Linked DNA regions of Homo sapiens: region 2 is linked to region 1. The links are chromatin contacts, found by Hi-C in ENCODE. All regions are on one chromosome and are shown on one strand. Each heading gives the region's core, a stretch centred on a gene start or an enhancer-like site at or near the end of the contact. The rest is flanking DNA. Distances are from core to core; before and after follow the strand shown.

What was found. A loop is a pair of places that touch in the nucleus more often than their neighbours do. Pooled maps may share reads with other maps.
Region 2: a map with no recorded cell type shows a loop between it and region 1 (3-fold over the local background). The contact joins the enhancer-like site here to the promoter of JMJD4 in region 1. A Hi-C loop is called at or near these places in 2 of 37 single-sample maps with no recorded cell type and 2 of 50 pooled maps.

What each region holds. Positions count from the first base shown.
Region 1 is chr1:227,734,052-227,737,034 of GRCh38, forward strand. JMJD4 (jumonji domain containing 4) reads right to left here and starts at 1,251. Exons shown (of 6, transcript NM_023007.3): 1 at 961-1,251; 2 at 600-765. The coding sequence starts at 1,222. SNAP47 (synaptosome associated protein 47) reads left to right here and starts at 1,384. Exons shown (of 5, transcript NM_053052.4): 1 at 1,384-1,448. RefSeq lists silencers at 773-972, 1,433-1,722.
Region 2 is chr1:226,919,154-226,922,374 of GRCh38, forward strand. It overlaps LOC107985354 (a long non-coding RNA gene), which reads left to right. Exons shown (of 3, transcript XR_001738506.2): 3 at 1-3,045. Among named protein-coding and RNA genes, the nearest start is that of COQ8A, 20 kb to the right of the region's middle. Within about 2 kb of position 1,583, at least 9 of the 41 ENCODE cell types and tissues checked have a DNase peak (open chromatin) inside an H3K27ac peak, as active enhancers do.

The sequences.
Region 1 (2,983 bases), core at 1-2,500:
GCACCACCGACAGCACGTGAGGCACGAGGAGACTAGGGCAGCACGAGTGGGGCAACTGAGACCAATCGGCTCCAGTGGAGCTTCCAGATGGCTGCAGCCCCCAAAGAGCCCCAGACCCTCCTCTGAGCCAGACGCTGCTGGCGGGGGAGGGGGCGGGGCAGTCTGACTACAATGGTTCTGCTTATTAGAAAGTACTGATCATGCCTATAATCCCAGTGCTTTGAGATGCTGAGGTGGATGCATCACCTGAGCTCAGGAGTTCAAGACCAGCCTGGGCAACATGGTGAAACCTAGTCTCTTTAAAAAAAAAAAAAAAAAAAAAAAAAGCCGGGAGTGGAGACGCCTTCCTGTAATCCCAGGTACTAGGGAGGCTGAGGAGATCTCTCTCAAAAAAAAAGGAAAAAAAACCATATTGACCTCCCAAAGAACAACACTTGCAGCCATGCGGAAGACAATCCAGTTTCTTTTAAACTGATTAAAGTGCCTCACGGGGAAAAATAGCTCCGTTGTGCACCCAGGGGCCACCTTCATCAGAAAGGCCTCTGGGTTCACGCAGCGCTAGGGAAGGCAGCGCCTCGGTGCGTCCCAAGCCCCATTACCTGCACAAGTGCCAGTCTTTGAGGTAGAGACAGCCCCTGGGAGAGGAGTAGCCCGCCTGTATGTACTCTTTCCAGTAGGTGATGTAGTCTCTGAGAGTCATGTGCTCTTTGGGGTTCGAGTTGTATTCCTGGACCCCACAGTTTGCAACTGGTACAACCACGTCTCCTGAAATGAAAGGCACGGTCCATGCCATCTCCCTGGGCCCCGTCCTCACTCCAAACCGTCTGCAGAGGAACTCTCCAGGGGCCACGCGCCTGGCCTCCCTCACCCTCCCTGGTGCCCCTCTCTAGGCGGGGGCCTCCCGGGCCTGGGTCCCGCCGGCCTTTCCTCCCCGCCCGGGGTCTGCGGCCGCCGCCCCACCGTAGGTCCGTAGCAGGTGGTCGAAGTCGGGCCTCCCCGCGGGCGTCACCCAGCGCCGCCGGCTGCCCCAGCCCTGCGTGAAGGCGCTGGAAAACACGCAGGGCAGGTTGGGCAGCAAGAAGCCCCGCACAAAGTCGGCGTAGGAGAAGGCGCCCGGCTCCGAGACGAAGGCTACCCGGCCCGGAGCCTGGCCGACGCCGGGGACATCGACCCCCAGGCCTCGGAAGTGGCTGTCGGCGAGGGCGCGCGTCTCGCGGTCCATCCAGCTCAGCACGGGTCGAAGGACCCTCCTCCTCACTTCCGCCGGAGCGGAAACGGTGAGGACCAGCCTCGGAACCAGAAGACGCAGGGCGCCGCGTTTCTGCCCCGCCAGCGCCTGGGGCTCCGGGCCTGCACGCATGCGCGCGGCTCGCCGCGGTCTTCACTGCGCAGGCGCCGAGCGGCCGAGGCGCCGCGGTCGGCTCTGGGACTCGTCTGGCGTCCCTCAGGTGAGCGACGGTGTTGGTCTGTTGGGCGCCCGGCCCAAGCCAAGCCGTAGCGTCCGCCCTCGGCTCAGTCCGCGCGCTGTGGCTGACACAGCCCGAGCCCTCCTTCCCGCATCCCCGGGGGGTGGGGGGTATGCGGGCTGCGCTGGGAGAGGGGCGGGGACAGAGGCGGTTCTGGGGGCGGGAGTGCGGCGGTGCGGGGGCGCCCAGGGATGATGGGACCCGGAGAGAACGGTGGGACCCAGAGGGAGAGCTGGGGGGCCCTGGGATGGTGGGATCTAGCGGAGATGGTAGGGTCCTGGAGGAGATGGTGGGGACCTGGAGAGGACGGTGGCACTTGGAGGGGATGGAGACGGGATCTGGAGGGGACGGTGGGACCTGGAGGGGATGGGGACAGTGGGGACCTGGAGAGGACGGTGGGATCTGGAGGGGATGGGTACAGTGGGGACCTGGAGAGGACGGTGGGGACCTGGAGAGGACGGTGGCACTTGGAGGAGATGGGGACATTGAGGACCTGGAGGGGACAGTGGGGATTTGGAGGGGACGGTAGCACTTGGAAGGGATGGGGACAGTGGGTTCCTGGAGGGATCAGTGGCACCTGGAGGGGACATGGGATCTAGAGAGGATGGTGGGGACCTGGAGGAAAATGGTGGGAGGGCTGGAGGGGGCAGGGTAACCTAGATGGGCGAATGGGGCCCACAGGGGACCTGGAGGGCATGGCAAGGGGCCCCAGGGGATGACGGGTGTCTGGAGAAGATGGTGGGGAATGAGGGAGGGTGTGAAATGAAGGTGTGGTGGGAGTGTGGGTAGGGATTTGGGGCTGTGTACACATGAGCAGGGCTGAAGTGGGAGGACATCGGAGTAGTGACATGAGGAGTGTTTTGCCAAACTTGCAACTGGAGTTACCCCAAAAGTGGCGGCAAGGGAGTTCCCCACACTATCCTCAGGTGGGACCAGTTGGGATACCAAAGAAAGAAGTGCTAAATGCATGGTAAGCCCAGAGCAGTTTTTTTTTTTTTTTTTTTTTTTTTTTTTTTTTTTGAGACAGTATGCAGTGGCACCATCACAGCTTACTGCAGCTTCCACCTCCTGGGCTTGATGAATTCTTTAATTCTGCTTCAGCCTCCCAAGTAGCTGGGACTACAGGCATGAGCCACTATGCCCAGCTTAGTTTTGTTTTTTTGTTTTTGTTTTTTTTTTTTTTTTTTGTAGAGACAGGGTCTCTGTGTTGCCCAAGCCGGTGTTGAACGTTTGGGCTCAAGCAATCCTTCTGCCTTGGCCTCCCTAAGTGCTGGGATTACAGGTGTGAGCCACTGCGCCAGGCCCTGCCTAGAGGTTTTGTTAGGGGAACTTTCATATAGAGTGGGCTGCGGTAGTCCTCGAGACGGGCAGTAAGGGAAAAGGGATGTCCTCCCTAGGTATGTCTCTTGGAAGGGGTGTGGGTTATGGAGTTTATAGGAAGGTTTCAGGAATTTGGCTCAGGGCCAAGGCCGTTTTCTTTGTAGTAAACCTAGATACTTTCTTCCATGCCTGGAAAT
Region 2 (3,221 bases), core at 333-2,832, 810 kb before region 1:
TTCTTCCTAACTCTTGGTACAGAGTCCAGCTGTCCCAGGCTCCTGGATGACAGGGAGCTTTCTCTCACTCTCATCTGACCAACAGGTTCCCCTAGCGGTACATAATTAGATCCAAAATGGTGCTTCTCTTTATCATTTTCTCTGCTTTCTGAGAAATGGAATTGTCATTTTGGCAAGAATTTGGCAGAAATTGTATTTCAGATTTTAATACAATTGAGAAAAAACCATTCATAACCACAGTTGTCTGGTACGTAATGAAGGTAGATCTTGCCGAATGGAACATCCTTCTCTGCAACTTGGTGGGTTTGAATGGCTGAGTTTGGCAGAAGGAATGGTAGAGAAATAGATGACTCTACAGAATAAATGGGGAAGGATTTGGAGTTCTGGAAGCAATATAAAAGGGAAGGGGTAAAGAGGAGAGATGGGAAGATGAGGAGCCAGCTGGATCACTCTGTAAGGGGAGCTAGCCTAAAATCCTAATGGGACCGGATGGCTCAAGAGCTTTTGAGAACACTGGTGTCCAATATTTCATTTGAAGTTGTTGAGTAGATCTCCTCCACTCCCCTGAGGGGTTGGTGCCAGGCTGGACAGGGACAGCACACAGATGGTGAGACAGCCCACAAGCTGAATTCTCCACTTGCAGAGGCTGAGAACCAGCGATGACTGTAAATGTGAGTCTCTGCCCGCCTTCTGCCCTGGCCTCCCTCCTGAGAACTGGCCAGACTTTTGAGGAGGAATTTAGACTTCCAAAGGGTGGAGAATAGAAGTTTCATCCAGTCTTATCTAGGGAAGCTCCCGCTGACATCCAAATTACATAATAAACACGGCCAGTAAAATACTACTGCTACTACTATCATAAAATAAAATAAGGAATTAAGTAGATAGGTCAGGAATTTGGCCCCTTAAAACACTGAGGCCAGAGAGATTACACAGTGTGCCTCAGGGATGTTTTGCTCTGTTCTCAGGTTATCTGGCTCCTATTCCTTGTGTCCTCAGTCCTTGCCTGGGAAGAGAGTGCAGTGAGCAGGGTAGCTCCTCACCCCCTCTCCTCAGGTACCAGGTGCTCCTGGGCCCTCAAGGGCTCAGCTCTTCCCTCCGCAGCTCCTGCAGGGGCTGTTGGGTTTATCAGAGACTGGTTCTGTCAAAGAGCTGAGCTCAGGGGAACATTTTGGGGGAGTGAGGTTCCTACCACCTTGGAGATAGCTTTTTCCAAACAAGGGGAAGCATTTGAGAAATATGTTCATTAGTAAGTTCGTCAGTGGTCATAAAGATATTTTGTCTGATGGCAGAAGGCCTGAATCTTTGTTCCCATAAAAGACTTACTCCTCTAACCAGAAGAATAAACGAAAGGTGGTGAGACACTGGGGACATCTGGGCAGCCATGGAGAAAGAGTTTGTGGATCTGACCCACTGTTCTCCTCTTGTCCAGATAAGGACGTGTGTTTGTGTGTTGACTGGTGAGGACAGGAGGAGGTTTCCTGAGTGCAGAGTGCCAAAGCACAAAGCCTGAGATAAAAAGGCATAAATAGACCTAGAGCCTGACCCAGAGCCAGGCCCAGTGTCCTTGGGCTGGTAGGACTTGCAGGCCAGGTCCCAGATGGGGAGGGGGTACTGGGGCTGAGCAGCTGCTATGGAAATTTCCATGGGCTGTACACCAGCTCTTGGTAAGCTCTTGCACTCAGCATGGCATGGGGAGGACATGGGTTATGAAAGAGGCACAAGACTTAGTCCAAGCTTATAAGGAGCTAGGCCTCTAGAGAAAAAACTCAGGCTTGCCAAAGCAGCAAGTAAACAAACAGGTTGGAAAATTTTGAAACAAAGTTGTAAATAAGGTCAAGGCATGGAACCAGTCAAGAAAAGTCAATATCGTATTCCAGTTATTAGAACCTCATTTCACCTTCTAAGGACAATGTTGAAAATACAAACTTCACATTAAGATAAAAATGGGTTTTATTACTTTAAATACTAATAAAGAGGTGACAATATATTAGTTTTTTAAAGAAAAAACTTTTTATAATTAATTGCCACTTGCCAGAGTTTGAGATTTTCTTAAGAATTCAGGTTAAACTTACAAAATCATTTTTAATACAGAAATCAATGAAAAATGATCCAAAGACATTAGTTTCATGCATTGGTAATCGTTACCAAAAGCCTTACAGTGTGCAATTTTGTAAAGTCAATGTTGCAACTATCCCAGGAATTGGAGGTCTGTGTTTTTCCCCTCTCTAGTAAGATTCAGGTCGTGTGTGTGTGTGTGTACAAGTGTGTTCACACGTGTGCATGTGCAATGTATGAACCCACAATGCTGACCATAATGCTGGACTCCCAATGCACTGGTTAGGATGCCTTTGCTTGTATTTAAAGAAGCCATGAAGAGGACATATTAGTTCACATGGCTGAAAAGTTAAGTGTTAGGGCAGCCTTCTAATAAGCTTTAATCAGGGCTCCAGTTCCATTTCTAATTCTGTCTGCCTTGCCCTGTTGTGGCCAGATTCCTTTTCGGGCTGGCTTATTCACAGTTGCAAGATGTCTGTGAACAGCAACTCAGCCAACAACAACTCGTCTAAGGAGAGAGGAGCTATTGTTTCCTACAGCCGTTGCATAGAAGTCCTGAGCTTCCTTCTGATTGGACCACCCCAGGACCAGTCATTGAGGGCGTGCCATGTGCTGACTGGCTGAGATTCAAAAACCTATCATCTTGTCAAGTGGATTGGGATTGACTTATATCGGGGGCATGATATGGTTTGGTTGTGTCCCCACCCAAATCTCATCTTGAGTTGTAGCTCCCATCCCACGTGTCATGGGAGGGAACTGGTGGGAGGTAATTGAATCATGGAGAGGGTCTTTTCCATGCTGTTCTTGTGACAGTGAATAAGTCTCATGAGAGCTGATGGTTTTATAAACGGGAGTTCCTCTGCACAAACTCTCTTGCCTGCCACTGTGTAAGACATGACTTTGCTCCTCATTCTCCTTCTGCCATGATTGTGAGGCCTCCCACGCCGTGTGGAGCTGTGAATCAATTAAACCTCTTTCCTTTATAAATTACCCAGTCTCGGGTATGTCTTTAGTAGCAGCATGAGAACAGACTAATATGGTAAATTGGTACCAGTAGTGGGGTGCTGCTGTAAAGATACCCAAAAATGTGGAAGCGACTTTGGAACTGAGTAACAGGCAGAGGTTGGAACAGTTTGGAGGGCTTGGAACTTCCTAGAGACTTGTTG